Regions from separate parts of the Mus musculus genome. Here region 2 is linked to region 1. A link is a loop called in an ENCODE intact Hi-C map of the cell type or tissue named here. Cell type or tissue: gastrocnemius. All regions are shown on one strand.

Evidence for each region. Peaks named below come from ENCODE experiments on the same cell type or tissue, not always from the same donor. Only the 100,000 strongest peaks of a DNase experiment are listed, where the experiment ranks them.
Region 2: a loop joins it to region 1, with 5 times the contacts of the local background. A loop is called at or near these places in 23 of 42 quality-filtered maps.

What each region holds. Positions count from the first base shown.
Region 1 is chr15:39,363,579-39,371,578 of GRCm38, forward strand. The region is part of intron 5 of Rims2 (regulating synaptic membrane exocytosis 2); the gene reads left to right. Among named protein-coding and RNA genes, the nearest start is that of Rims2, 170 kb to the left of the region's middle. In gastrocnemius, no CTCF peak of the experiment used is centred here; no DNase peak of the experiment used is centred here.
Region 2 is chr15:40,121,205-40,129,204 of GRCm38, forward strand. It overlaps Gm33251 (predicted gene, 33251), which reads left to right. Exons shown (of 3, transcript NR_155348.1): 3 at 6,982-7,778. Among named protein-coding and RNA genes, the nearest start is that of 9330182O14Rik, 9.2 kb to the right of the region's middle. In gastrocnemius, no CTCF peak of the experiment used is centred here; a DNase peak (open chromatin) is centred at 3,280.

The sequences.
Region 1 (8,000 bases):
CTAGAGTACCGGTACTTCATGGTTCTTACTATTGCGTATCATACTCATTCCTTAATGCTCGCTCTGTAATTGAGACGCTCTGGTAGTGTGGTAGATACGAGGTGCTGCTGCTTTGGGTTTAGTCATTACTTATTATTTTTTGTGGATGTGGTGTGCACATACCAGGTGGTTGGTTGTAATTTTCACTTTTTTAGTTATGTTAAACCTAAGCTGTTTTCCTTGCGTATAGCAGTTATTTGAATTACTGTTACTGTGAATTGAAAATAACGAGCTACCCTTCATTGCTGCCTACTGTTTTTTTGTTGAGTAGACATTTTTATTTTGATATACTCAGATTCATTTTCTGTTTAGTTTTTTGTTTCTTTGGCCATGATTGAGAAGTCATTCTTCATTCAAAATCCAGAATACTTTGTAGTTTCAGCTGTTAGCTTTTTAAATGTTTTTTTTAATTTAATTAAAGTATAATTATACTATTAACCCCTCTGCCCTTTCTTTCTTCAACCCCTCCTATCTCCTCTCTCCAAGCCATTCTCATTCCCTCTCTAATTTGTGGCTTTTTTCTTTCATTATTATTCACACACGCATTCCCCTGTATACACACACACACACACACACACACACACACACACACACACACACCATAAATACAACCAGCTGAGACTATTCATTATTGCTTGTGAAGATGATTTCAGGGTTGACCATTTTGTATTGGATAACCAATTAGGGAAAGAATAATTCTCCTCTTAGCATTCATTAATTATTTGCAGGTTTTTTGTTTGTTTGGTTTTAGTCTGGGGTTGCCTCCCATGAGATTTACCCCTCTCATTAGCCTGTCTATTGGTGGTGTCATTGTTTAGGTCTTGTTTGTGCAGCCACATTGTTGCGGTATCATGGCTGTACCTCTTTCTGCCATTTTTTAGGAAACACAAGCTGACAGCAGCATACTTTCTGGATATCTTTTACCACCTTCTATCTCTCTTTTTAATGTTCCCTGAGCCTTAGGTGCAGGAGTTATGTGGAAGCTTTGTGTGCTGGAGTTGGGCTCCCCATGGTCTGTTGCTCTGCATTATGGCCAGTTCTAGTTGTCTGTGATGGCCTCTATTTGCCGTATGGAGAAGCTTCTTTGATGAGTACTGAGAGTTATACTTGTCTCTGTGCAGAAGAATATGTTCTCAAGTAAAGTGAAGTGCTGTAGCAGGCTCTTCTCATGACCTCCTATCACCAGGTAGTTGGCTAGGTTTCCAGTAGGAGGCATGATTTTCATCCTGTTGGAAGGACCTTAAGTCCAATTAGGCAGATGTTGATTACCACCAAGATCTGGATACTATTGTACCTTTAGGAATGTCTCATGGTGGTTGTGATTTATGCGCAGTAAAACGAAGGAGAGTGCTTTCCTACCTTGGCAGCTGTATTATGAAAGCTAGATTTCATCATGATTGGACTTGACTCTTCTAAGTCCCGTGTCTGCAGTACATGCTGTCTTCAGCAATAGTATCATCTTATCATGTCTGCTTAATAGAATTTGCTGTAGATATGGCAAAGAATTCTAGTTCATCTTTTTACACAATGTAAGCTGTTTTCCCAAGGAGCGGCTATTAAATAACTTAACCCCCCACTAGTTTTTGATCCTACCTGGATGTGATGGTCATATGTCCATTGGCCTACTTTTGAACTCATTTCTATCCTCTTCATCCACTTTCCTTTTTTCTTTTTCTTTTTCTTTTTCTTTTCCTTCCTTCCTTCCTTCCTTCCTTCCTTCCTTCCTTCCTTCCTTCCTTCCTTCCTTTCTTTCTTTCTTTCTTTCTTTCTTTTTTGGTTTTTCGAGACAGGGTTTCTCTGTGTAGCCCTGGCTGTCCTGGAACTCACTTTGTAGACCAGGCTGGCCTCGAACTCAGAAATCCGCCTGCCTCTGCCTCCTAAGTGCTGGGATTAAAGGCGTGTGCCACCACGCCCGGCTTCCTTTTTTCTTTTTAATGATTGGTTTGAAGTCCACATATAAAGTGTGGTGTCCCCCGTGCTTTCATGCTGTCAGTAAACTGGGTTCTTATTTATCCCCTTTCTACACTGCTCCCCTTCACTCCCTTAACCTCACGCTGCTCCTTATCCTCTTATTCTTTTTATGTGTCTATCGGTCACCCAATGGCTTCATTATATCATTGAGTAGAAGTGGTGAAAGTGGTGTTTTTGCTTTGTTTCAAACTATCATGCAAATGTATAAATATTCTAGTCAAATGTGATGTTAGCTATAGATTGTTTTCATAAATACATTCTACTCTTTTGAGGGAATTCTATTACTAGTTTTCTCAGTGCAGTAATGAATGCCTGTGAAGCTTTGACAAATGTTTTTTTCTGCTTCTCTTAAAATGGTAATGTATTTTCCCTTCTTCTGTCTGCTGAGTTACACTGATCATTTTCCAGTGCTGAACCACCTTGTGTTGCTGGATACTTTCTGTTTGGATGGTAATATTCTGTTTAATGTATTTCTGTATCTGATTTATTTGCATTTTATTTAGAGAATTAAAATATTTGTGCTTGTAAGAGATATTAGTATATGGCTTTCTTTCCTTATATCATTACTGGCCTTATAAGACAAGTTACTAAATAACATTTTATTTTTAATGTGCTTCAAAACTTCATGTAGAATTAGTTTTTTTCCTATTATTTTTAATTGTATTACTTGTTCAGTTTACTTATTTTATTCTTGAATATGTAGACAGTTTTACAGTTTGGCTTTTATAAAGTGTAGTATTAGATGATGCCCCACTAAACATTTGAACATATATTTTTTTTAAATGATAAAGATAAGAAGGGTACTTGCCTGTAATTAGCCAGAGCAGGTGGATTGTAAGTTTTGAGACCCATGGGATAACATAGGGAGAGTTATCAGAAGACAAGATTTATAGAGCTATGGGAAGGACTGGGGTATATAGCTCAGTGATATAGTATTTGCCTAATATGCATGATATCTTGAGCTCAGTAGTTTCCTAGTATTTCCATAGGATACTGAATAAGATGGTTTTGATAGTTTGTTCTTTTCTTACATTCCACGTTAACCTCCCCTCCCCCTCTCCCCCCTCCCCTCTGTCTTTCCTGTCTGATTTTGTTGGTGTTGTTGTTCTAGTCAAGGCCTAGGGAAGCTGTTATCTACCTTTTTAAGACTGTGACTTGACATGACCATGCCTTTTTGAAATTTTTACTTAAACACTCACAATTATAGTCGATAGCTATTTAATCAGTGATACTTAATTATCTCAGGCTTTATTTTTATTTATTTATTTATTTATTTTAATTTTGTTTTTGTTTCCAATACATCCTGACCACATTTTCCCCTTCCTCCTCTCCTTCCAGTTCCTCCCCAACCTTCCCTTTCCCGTGAAACCATGCCTCCTCTGTTTCCCTTCAGAAAAGGGCAGGCTGCAGGGATATCCAATGAACATGGTATAACAAGATACAGTAAGACAGAGGCATAGACCCCCATATCAAGGTGGGTGAGACAAACCTGTAGAAGGAAAAGGGTCTCAAGAGCAGACTAAAGAATCAGAGATAGCTCCACCTCTACTGTTAGGAGTCACACAAAAACATCACACTAACAACCATAGCTCCTGTGCTCAGGACCTAGTGCAGACCTATGCAGGTTCTGTGGTTGCCACTCAGTCTCCGTGAACCACCATCATCCCTACTTAGTTGATCCCTGTGGGCTGTGTTCTCCTGGTGTCCTCAACCACTATTTTGTTTTTCTTGAAAGTGTCTTAATTTTCATTTTAACAAGATTTTTTTAAAGCACCAAATATTCACTTGTAAAACATAGTTTTTATATTAATAGTATTAAGGAAAATGCCTTAGTAAAATTAGAGGTAAAGGAAAATAAAGATAGAAAGACATTGAAATGAGAGTAATTTGTTACCCTAATGGTGGTTTTTATAACCAGCAGCACTCTTTCTTGTAGCTATTGCTGAGAAAATTGTATGCTAATACCAAAATGGTCAATTTTGAGACCATTCAATTTCAACACTAATGTGTGTTTTAGATTACTCAGGTCTTTCCTACTTATAAAATATACAAGTTAATCGCTATAATAAATTTTAATGTGTTTTTCTTTAATACATTTTTATCATACTCTTTCCTCAACCCCAACCCCTTTCAGATCGTCTCCACCTCACCACTCACCCAACTTCATTTTTTTCTCTTTCCCTCCTACTCCCCCTCTGTCTCTCTCTCAAAAAGCAAAGCCAAAAACCAAAACTCAAATCAAACAAACCATCTGAAAGGGAAATGCAAAAACAAAAAGCCAGTAAGACAAAAAAGTACCAAAGCAGAAAGTATCGAGTCCATATTGTGCCAGCTAGCAGCTCTGTGCTGGAATGTAGTTCTCCATTGGGAGACACAGATTTTCTCCTTTCACACCAGGTATAAACTGTGAATAGCTTCATGCTAAGGAACTCTGTGTTCACATCCTTTTTTTCCATATTGGGATTTTATCAGGTGTGAACTTGTGTAGATGTTGTGTGTACTGTCACAGTCTGTGAGTTAATATGTGTGTCATCCCTGTTGTAAAGACATCACATCCTTGGATTCATCCACACCTCTGGCTCCTACACTCCTTTTCTACATAGATCTCTGAGTGTTGGGAGAGGACTGATAGAGGCTGCGTGGTTTAAAGTCTCCCACTCTGTGCACGTTGTCTAGTTTTGGGTCTCTTTGTTAATTACTCTCAACTGTAAGAAGAAGCTTCTTTGATGAGGGCTCAGTGTGCTGTACTGATCCATTAATATGTCTTTAGGAGCCATTATCTTACTATGTTCCTTTAGTACAGTGGTTCTCAACCTTTGTAATGTTATGACCCTTTAATACAATTTCTCATGTTGTAGTTACCCCAACTATAAAATTATTTTTGTTGCTATTTCATGACTGTAATTTTGTTACTGTTATGAACGGTAATATAAATATCTGATATCTGACCCCTGTGAAAGGATCATTCTCTCCCCAAAGGGGTCGTCTACTTGTATTTTTTTCCCCTAGTGCTCATGTGTTCTTAACTGATATTTATATACATGCTCATAGAATACTTTAATGGTGTATACTAACTTGTAGGGTCCCTCATTTGTTTCTCCCTTACATTGTCTCTTCCAGTTCATTCAGGAAATCAGTCCTGATACTGGTCAAGAATATAAAGATAATGACTACAACTAAGTTAGGCTGTCATCCTGAGATAAGGCCAGTCAGTGTATAGACCACTGAGAACAGAATAGTGAATAAAGTAAACAAAATGAATTTTCAGTAATTTCCTCAACAATTTTTTTAAAAAAATATATCCAGTGTGTGGAAACAAGCCTAAGATGAGCCAGTTGGCAAAATTAAGGGCAGAAAGGACAAAACCAAGGAAGCAACCAATAGGCTTTCCTCATATAGTATTGAGAGCAACAGTGGTCTCTCAGGGTTTTTACTGTTCTGTCCATGTCACAGAATTAAAACAAACAAAACCAAACAAAAGCAGGGAGTTGGTACCACATCTTTAAATAAAGATACATTTTCTTATTTCATATATTTAATTCTTCAGTAATTCAGGAATTTAAGTTTATCAACTTGTCACATGAATTTTGTGCCATGATAAAAACATTTGTCTTATACATAGAAATTCTTATTACATAATGAGCTTAGTATACATCAGATTGCTCTTCTCATAGGATTTGGAGTGCTAAAGTTAAAGTAGAATTGTATAGATTTCCTTAGTAACTTTGAACACTCCAGTTTTTTTCACAATAAGACAGCAAAAAATAAATTGTATAAAGAACCAATCTTATCGTTATTCATAATCTACTGGTTTTCTCTCTGAGCTAGATACCCAGTAGTTGCTTATTATGTGATACAGTTGGGGAGATTTGAGGTCTGACTTGGAGCTCTGTGTGGGACGGAAGTCTTTCAGGAGTGGGTTGAAGGTTATCTGTGGAGTGCTTCTCACTGTGCTTTCCTAATTACACAGTGCCTGAGCTGGAAAATTAAACAGTAGTGGCAGCTCCCTCCCCACTGATGCAGCGACCCCTTTCATTGGTTTCTTTTCATTTCCTTCTTTTAAAATATATTTCCATGTATAATTTTTGTCCACTTCTAAATGTACTATTCCTCATTTTTAAATCTGATATGTATACACACACACACACACACACAAACACACACACACGCACACACACACATATATATGTCACAAAAATATGCCTTGATAAGGCAGGATTAACAAATTTTTATTTACATCTTTCAGAAAAAGTATATCACAGTTTTTTATATAAGCAGAACGGTAGTGCTATAGAGTATAGTGAGTCAACCTTTGTTGTAAAACAACTTTTATTTCTGTGATGCATATACATATGTATATAAATGTATGTGAGTTATTTGACACAATTGATAGCCTTGACATAGAATTGGTGCTTTACTGTTTTATTTCTTCAGAAAATTGTGTGGTTTGGGAGTTGTGTTTATGACAAAGGCTTAAATTAGTGTTTTACTCATGTTTTTACAATACTTTATCTTTTATAAGTTCTAGGGCCACTTAAACACTCCAGAATAAACTTGTGGTTGAGTGGAGAGATTCTGTAGGAAGCTGCTGAAGGAGCTGAGGCATGGGAAGTCTTCATGAGGACATTTGGTTTCCATGGTCACAGGGCAGATGCTCTGTTTTAGTTGAACAGAGACTGATTGCTTACTTTTCAAGAAGGGAAGAAAGGGTGGGAAAAAGTCAGAAGATGTCTTTTCTCAGATTGTGTTTCAGTATGGATTTGATTGGTATGGAATGAATAGACTCAAGTCAGAAGAGCTATTTTTAGGAAGCTTATTCTATGTTTGTCATAAACCACTTGCAAACAAAACAAAGCAAAACAACCCTTGTATGAAACAACACATCTCATGTTCTTTTTACAAAATAGGACAGTTTAATATCTGTGATATACAATATACAACTCTAGATACACACAAGAAAACATACTAGTTTTTTGTTTGTTTTGAAAATATGGTCGTTCTCTTGTGTGAAAGGCTCTAAGTGCCAATATGAAGTTATGATACTCTTGACATGGCTTTTGATGGATTGAATTAGTATTATATTGAGATTGAAAACCTTGTGTTTTGAAGGTTAATTGGTAAAATCTACTGATAATTGGATGTATGTGGTATAGTATGAAGCAAAGAATATCAAAGATAGTAGCTAGAAAAGTCATGGTTTTGTTCTAATACACGAAAAATGGAGAGGAAGCAGGTTTAGCTAAGGAAAATAAAAAATTTTTATCATGTGAAATTGACAGGAGGAGAGGCCCTTGGTCTTGTGAAGATCATATGCCCCAGTAGAGGGGAATGCCAGGGCCAGGAAGCGGGAGTGGGTGGGTTGGGGAGCAGGGTGGGTGGGTGGGGGGGAAGGGGACTTTCAGGATAACATTGAGATGTCAATGAAGAAAATATCTAACAAAAAAGAAATGTATATTAAAAAAAGAAATTGACAAATGATTAAATGAGTCTGAAATTTTAAAATATGAGGCCAAAGACAGGAAATATAGATTATTGTATTTATGGGACCCATGTTACCTTACAGGAGCCTGCAGATGAATATACAATGTAGCTACAACAGGGCATTGAAGACGTTTAGAGTATAGGATAGGAATGAGAGCTTGCTAAAGACAGTAAGGAAAACAATTGTTATTAAGGAAGAGGAAGTTCCAGTGATATTTGTGAAGAATGAAGGAAAAAATAGATTCTTGTCAAGAACATAGCATTAGCATCTAATACTCTGGCAAGTTATAGGTGAGCACAGAAGAAAGCATTGTCTGTTGAATTTTGTAATATAGAAGTTATTGCTAAGAGCAATATAATAAAATGTTAACAATAGAAATTTGACCATTTAACTCAGAAAAGAATGTGGAATGAGGAAGCAGTTGCAGGGGCTACACAACTTCCAGAAATTATGCCATGATGATGAACAGAAAAGTAAGATAGGGTTTGGAAGAAAAATTGAACACAAG
Region 2 (8,000 bases), 760 kb after region 1:
GGACCAGGGCATAGTCCCTGTCTTTGTGGAGCTTAATGTTTTATGGAGGAAACACATTTGAATGTGGATATCTATTAAAATGATCACAGAGCCATATGTTGTCATTAAAGTGCTTTCTGGAATGGAAGGATGGAATAAATAGCACCTACTCTGAAAGCTGGGGGTGGCTTCAGTGTGGAGACGTTTTATGGAGTCACAAGCGCTAGTGGGAGGTCATGAGACCGATCAGAAGGGAGGAGAGGAATCAGGCAAAGGCATTTATAATCAAGAGCTCAGCATATGTGAAGGCAAAGAGAAGGAAATACTCTCCCATGTCAAGAAGTGAGAGAGGCTTGGTGGAGCTGGGGTGTGGCACGTGGAGGGATGGTAATGGGAGGAGAAACACGTAAAGAGTCAGACGCTGACCAGATTGTGTAGAACTGTGTGTGCCTAATTAGGGAGTTTAAATGTTACCACCCAGGGATGGTGTACCAGCAGGGATTTTGAAAGCAAGGCAATGAAAATAAACAACTTTCTTTTTGTTCAGTGGAACATTGGCATCCCTGGGAGAATAAAGTGGAGGATAAAGGTCTTCAGAAAGAAAGATGCTCTTAGAGATGACAGAATGCTAGACACAGTGACAGAGGTCTGCAACCCCAGCATCCCTGTAGTGAGGCTCGAGGCTATCCTTTATATGTAGCCTAGGCTACATATTGGAACTGTATATCAAAAGAAAAGGGGGTCATAAGAACGGGGGTGTTGTTATAGAGAGGAGGTGCAGAATTTAGAATATATTTTCTGACAAAAATATTTTAAAACAATGTGCAGGATGGGAGACCAATTGGATTGGAAGGAACTCGAGGAATCTAGCCAGAATCTAGGCTGCATTTATGGAGTTATCTCCATATTGAGAACAGTTCCTAGCACATAGTAGGTGGTCAGTACATGCTTAAATGAATGGGGTCAGTGGTGATGCCATGAACTTACACAGTTTTGTAAATTCAGCTAGGAGGCACATTTCACTGTTTCCACGCCTGCTGGTGAAGTCTGTGGGCAAAGACCAGGGTAGAGATTTAGGGGAGCCAAGAAGGAACTCAGTAGCTGTCAGAGCCTAGGCAGTGCTTAGATTGCATCTAGTCTTGTAGAAAAGAGGTATCTTGCAAAGCAGTGACCTCTACATGATTGCTAAAGGTCTGTATGCCTGATTTGTATAGAGGAGAAACTATTTCACAGGGTCTTGATGTACCTTGCGAAGCTAACGACAAAGACTAGCTTAATCAATAGAGAGGAGTGGGAAACTAAGTAGCTATGTTTGAGCACTTGGTGGACAGAGTAAAGGGCTTTTGAGAAGCTTGCTAACCTCCACAGACAATCCTGAGTCACTTAAGAGAGGCATATTGGCTAAATTCTATTATTAAGAACTTAGAATTTTTAACTCTTCCTATATGTGACCATTGCAACAAGCCCAGATGACACTGCCTTGTTCAATCAGCTCAGCCACTTTTTAATGCAATGCAGACTATTATTCTTCCTCATATGTGAGAGAACCAAGACAGAGAGGGTATGGTCCAAGTTTAATCACGTGGCAAGTGCCAGAGATGGGATTTGATTTAGGTCTGTCTGATCCAGGGTCTGGGCTATTCCTAAACTTTTCAAAACATGTTCCTGAAGACAATGGCTCTCCCATGTTCATCTATGCTATTAACTCATATCGTGAGAACCAAGATTCAAGCATCTGTTGTCTGCCAACCCCCTGAGGTACCCCATTCTGGTTTCTGACCACATTCTGTATGTTGGAGTCCTTCTCTCCACATTCTCCAGAAGGCTCTCCCCTCTACAGATCATCCTTCCCTTAGTGAACCATTAGCGTTCTGGTCCTCTCTTGAGTGAATGGTGCAATGTTGGCCGTGAGCACTTTTACTTTCTCATGTCTTTAGGCCGTTTCTATAGCCCAGTTGTTTCTCTTACCATCTTCTACAGTGTACTTGGAAAGCTCACACCCCAGAGTGACATCAACTTTCTCTGGGTTGGATCCGTCAAAAGGGTCACTATCTGCATAGTGTGCTGACCTTAGCCACATCTGAGCATAAGTCCATTTTTAGAAGACTAGTAGTGAGTTTGAGGTCCTTGCTTATTTAGTTGTTGAGAATAAGCCAATCAGCTGAATGGAGCCACACAGTACAGGGATTTAGAACAGAGAACTCAGACCAATTTCCAGTGACTTTGGAGTGGGATATTTAAGTTTCATTCACATTCTTTTCTTTTGACCCGTCACTTTTTGGTGTATATGTGTTCTGTTGCCCCTCCAGTATGTGTGTGTGAGTGTGTGTGTGTGTGTGTGTGTGTGTGTGTGTGTGCACATGCAGAGCATGTGTGTGTATAGTCCAAAGGCTGGACTTGGTCTGTTTGTTTATGCACACGTGTGCTTTATCTACCTGAGGGCCACAGGACGAGTCTTGGAAGTGAGAGTTCTTTCCTTTCTTTTTGCAGGTTTTGGGGATTGAACTCTGGTTGTCTGTCAGGCTTGGCGGCAAGCTCCTGCACCTGCTGAGGAGGCTGGAGGGATCTCCACATTTTTTTGTTTTAGAGACAGAGTCTCTCACCTGTGTCTCACCTAGGAGTTATCAATCAGTCTAGGCTGGTTGGCAAGCACAGGGATTACAAGTTCATAAGGCACACCTGAATTTCCAAATGGGTGCAGGAAGTCTTCATGCTTATATGCCGAACAGTACACCAAAGAAGCCATCTCCCCAGCCCCTCCTCTCAGTTTTAAACACAGGACTGAATACATGGTCTTGGCAGGAAGGGCGTTAAAAACAAGAAATACTTTCAGTGCCAGAAGAGAGTCTCTGCTCTTTCATTATCTTATTCATTCTGGGGAATGGGAGGAACAATTTCCTTCCCTAAGATGGCATTATTTGTGTTTCCATAACTTCTAGTCTAGTCATATGGACCAGAGGACATTTTTGCCTTCCAAGAGGACATTGGTAATGTCCGGAGACACTTTTGGTTGTCAACAACTGTAAGGGTCCTTCCGGAATCCGGTGAGTAGAAGGTCAGCACTAACTATTCTATAGTCTGCAGGGCAGCCCCTCCATGAGGAATCACTGTAGTGGTGTTGAGAAATCTGGCATCGAAGAAAACACAGCTGGAATAAAGCTGGAGGGAGGAAGGAAGAGGCAGAATGGAGAGGCTGTCTTTCCCTTTGGAAGTGTAACCCGGGTTCACCAGGCAGAACATTTAAAGGGTTCTCAGGGGACCACAAACAGCCTGGGTCAGCCAGCAGAGCAGATGGCCCATGGAATCCTTCTGCCTCTTCTTTTCCTCTACACAGTTGATGAGGGATGGTGGCCTGTGTCTGGCAGCTGGCTGCCATTTATCCTCTTTGTTACGGAACATCACCCGAGGACTCTTTGTGGTCAGCGTGATCTGATGTGTAATCAAGGCTAACCATTTTTCCTGAACCAAATATTGATGCTGAATCAAGCCTGAGTATATTTGCACTGGCAGGAGGCACTGAGACTCTGAAAGTGGGACAGGTCTGGAGCTCTGGTGTTATGTCACCAGGGAAGCTAGGACAACAGAACCCTGGACATGTGCGTATGAGATCTAGGTTCAAATTCCATCTCCACTGATGACTGTCTGCCCAGTGCCAAGGTATTCTTGAGCCTCAGCACCTTCATTTGGAAAATAGATTAGAGATACCCTGATTGATTGGCAAAGGCTTAATGTTTTATTGTTACTGTTTTTAAAAGCGAAAAATATTATGAAATTGGGTTGTTAGAGAGGGGAAGGACCTTGAAGAGTTGGGGGGGGGCTGCAAAGAATATAATCAAAATATACGGAAGTGAATAATTTAAATAATTATTATAATAAAGCAAATGCTTTGTCATTGCTAATGCAGCTAGCCACCATTTTGGGAGGTGGCGGTGAAGTTATTAAGGACCGAAGCTAGGGCTTTGGATATGTTAGGCTAGGCTAGCCCGCTAACACGAAGTTACACCGCTATCTCTCTCTTTCCTTTTTATTTTTTTTTGTGATGGTCTCAGTTACCCAGGTTGTCCTTGAACCTCCTGTGCAGCTGAGGCAAACCTGACTGCTCTCCTGCTTTAGCTTTCTGAGTAGCTGGGATTACAGGCCTGAGCCACCAGGTTGCAGCTCAGACAATAATGTAACGCAGGGCATTAATTAAACAATGACATTGACCCTTTCAGGTGTGTGTATAAAATAAGGTTCAGCTTTCTATGTTGAAATGTACCCAACAGTAGTCAGTGTTCGGGCACTCCAAGATCCCAGGGGCTGCTTTGTCCACTTATAGCATCTATGTCAAGGAGAAGCCATGCTAATCGGCTGATCCTTGGGGTGAGAGTGTCCTTAGAAAAGTAGCTCACACGGCAGAGCGCTGGCTCTGTAAGACTGGAATTGGGATCTCCAGCACACCTGTAACAGAATTGAGCTGTGTGTTGTTCCCTAGCTGGGGAGCTATGTGTTGTCATTCCATAGCTGGGGGATGGGGGAGTGGCAGAAACATGAGAAACCCTGCCTAGCCAGAGTTGAGAGATCCTGTCAAACACACAAAACAAGCAAACAAACACATAGGGAGATTGGTTACATTTTCTGCCCCTTCCCCATCCCCCAAAAGAATACAGTCCAAAAGTTATTTGTATAAGTACAATTATTATATAGAAATCCATAGTCCTGATTAGGGATATTTCCACTCAGTTTTGATAAACAGAAATTTAATTTTTTTTCAGGTTTTATTTTCAGTAAAATAAATCCCCCAACCAGCCTTCACTTCCAACAGAATGTGTCATTGTCAGGAGGAGAGCCATTTCAGGTAGAAAGCACTGGGAAGGTACTATAATTCACTCATGACTTACCTATCGGACAGAAAGTCTTGAGAAATGTAAATTGCTTTAGGTTCTTACTGGGCAGCGCTGCTGGACTATTTTATGTGCCAGACATGCTATAAATATTGATTGAAGGAAAGGAAGAGGGGCCCACGAGACACACAGAGAGATTGGTTATCACAGTTCCTGTGGGATTTGTCGATGATGTGGCTTTTTGGGAATATTAGAAAAAATGTGCTTGGGTTATGCAGAAGGCAGGAGAGAGGAATGAGCATCCAGGGGCTTCACAGATATCTCAGCTCTTTTAGCAAAAAGGGGATACCAAAGGAACACCAGCTCTCCTTACTTTTACATTGAACACAGTTATGATGTCAAAATGGTGGCAGAAAGTGACAGAGATAAGAACCCAAAGCTGTATGTAACGAGGGGAATAGAATGCTATGGGGTGCCCCACTTCAAATTCCATTTTAAAAATATATTTTAAGCACCTTTCAAAGCCTAATGGGCTTACACATCCATAGCTTATGTTAACTCCCGCCCCTCATGTTCCCCATAGAACTGCACCCACACCCACTTAACCCTTTAACTCCAAGAATTCCTCCCTGCCCTGTTCACACCACAATCATCAGTATTCTACCTCCCTACCTTCATTGTACCTATAGTCTGCTCTCCCCTATCCTGAAATGCAGCCATCTGCCAATGCCTCATGTCTACTACCCTAGCTTCTGTAAGTATTCCACGTTAAACACACAAATAAAAGATGTAACCTAGGGCCCAAGACAGAATATACAACATTTGTCAAAGTATACTTCTTACTCAGGTTGCAAGGTCACAGATTCCCACGTGGCTTCTTCACACATGCGCATGTTATTTGGCTAAGCTTTCCCTGGTCCCTTTCCCCCATCCCCACTTAAATCCATGAGCAGCCTTTGCCTCCAATATTCTTCTTTACTTTCATCTCACCTATATCCTCCCATCCCTCCTCCTTAATGCAACCACTTGCCAATGTTCCACTTCTATTTCAGCTTTTGCATTGTGCTCCAGGCTAAAACACAAACAAAAGATTTGATGCGAGGGCCCGAGAAGATGTGCAAGTGTCTCTGCAGTAAATATAAAGGCCTTTGGGATATGTCCAGGAGTGGTACTGTTGGGTCATATGGAACATCTATTTTTCCTTGAATTTTAAAAATGACACTTATTCATTTATTGCATGGGCATGAGTGCTTTTGCATCATATGCATTGCACCATACACCTGCATGATGCCCGTGGAGGCCAGTAGAGGACACTGTATCCCCTGGAACTGTAGTTTACAGGCAGCTGTAAATCGCCATGGGAGTGCTAGCCCTCTACAAGGACAGCAAGTGCTCTCAGTCCATGAGCCAGCTCTTTAGTCCCTGATTTCTAGCTTATGGGAGACCTCCAGAAAGATTTCCAAAGTGTCTGCTCCAGTTTACACTCCTACCAACTGTGTCTAAAGATTCCCTCCCCCGCCACCCTTGGCTGCAGTTACTGCTATTTGTATTCCTGATTATGGCCATTCTGACTGGGTCAGAGATGGACTCTTAAATAGTTTTAGTGTTAAGTTGTATGGTAACTAAGGTCATGGGTTATTACATGAAAAACCTTAGTGTCAGGCATGGGGGAGGTTACCTCTCTCCAGGTTATTGACCAGGGAGCTCCAGAGGCACCCAAACCAACACAAGATGTTGTCATTCTTGGTTTCCTAAATGGCAAGAGCCTCTTGCTAAAGACACTGTCTGCTTGCTTGCAGGATGCGGAGAAGCCAGTCTTGAATTTTCCAGGAAGCCTTCCCCATTGGCTAGCCTTTGTAAAGCTGCAAGGTGCTTTGCAGACTACTTGGGGAGAAAAGACATCAGTGGCCTTTCCCAGCACTGGACCTAAAATACTGACCTGTCAGGCGAGACATGCCCAGTGGTGCAATAACGGAACAGCTTCTGGGCTAACCCGCTATCCTCCTGACTGAATTTAGTCTTGCTCCACAGGAGGGAATTCATCTGGTCCTATATAAGCACGGCCAGACTTCATGGCTAGGGAAAGTCTTTAGAGCTAGGGGAGACTCTACTGATGCTGTTTTTCTAAATGGTCTGCAGTTAACAATTGCATTCTAAATATTTATGTTTATATCCACAGCCCTATGCCTACTTATCGTCTTTGTTACGGAACATCACCCGAGGACTCCATGTGGTCAGCGTGATCTGATGTGTAATCAAGGCTAACCACTTTTCCTGAACCAAATATTGATGCTGAATCAAGCCTGAGTATATTTGCACTGACAGGAGGCACTGAGACTCTGAAAGTGGGACAGGTCTGGAGCTCTGGAGTTATGTCACCAGGGAAGCTAGGGCAACAGAACCCTGGACATGTGGGTCCGAGATCTAGGTTTAAATCCCATCTCCCCTGATACTTCTTATTGCTGTGGGTGGTTCCCGTAGAGGCTCACTGCTTCTCAAAGTGCTGAAAAGAAGTGAGAGTTCATCCTGGATGGGACATCTCTACCACTCTCACCCTTCCAGGGCTCAGGGAACATCTGGGAAGAGGGGCAGAAAGAACGTAAGAGTCAGAGGATAGAGAGTGTGATGGTGAGTTTTATGCCAATGTGACACAAGATACAGTCACTGGAAAGGAGGGAACCTCAACTGAGAAAATGCCTCCATAATACCTGGCTGAAGGTCATTTTCTTAAATAGTGATTGATGGGGGAGGGCCCAGCCCATTGTGGGTGGTGCCATCTCTGGACTGGTGGTCTTGGGTGCTCTAAGAAAGTAGACTGAGGAAGCCATTGGAGAGCAAGCCAGTTGGCAGCACCTTCCATGACCTCTGCTTCAGCTCCTGCCTCCATGTTCCTCTCCAGTTAGTGTTTCTGTCCTGTCTTTCTTTGATGTTGAATGGTGATATGCAAGTGCAAGCCAAATAAACCCTTTCCTTTCCAAGTTGCTTTGGTCATGGTGTTTTATCACAGCAATAGAAACCCTGTCTAAGATGGGATGGAACGGTGTGCAATGCTGTCCTCTGGACATAACACGACTTTCACACACATGAACCCACAACAGCCTGCACAAGATCGGGCCAATTAAAAATTCCAACATGGAAGGCAGTGGGCCTTCTGAATCCTTACCTGTACCTGAGGAGCTATTGGCAACTGATGGCTTT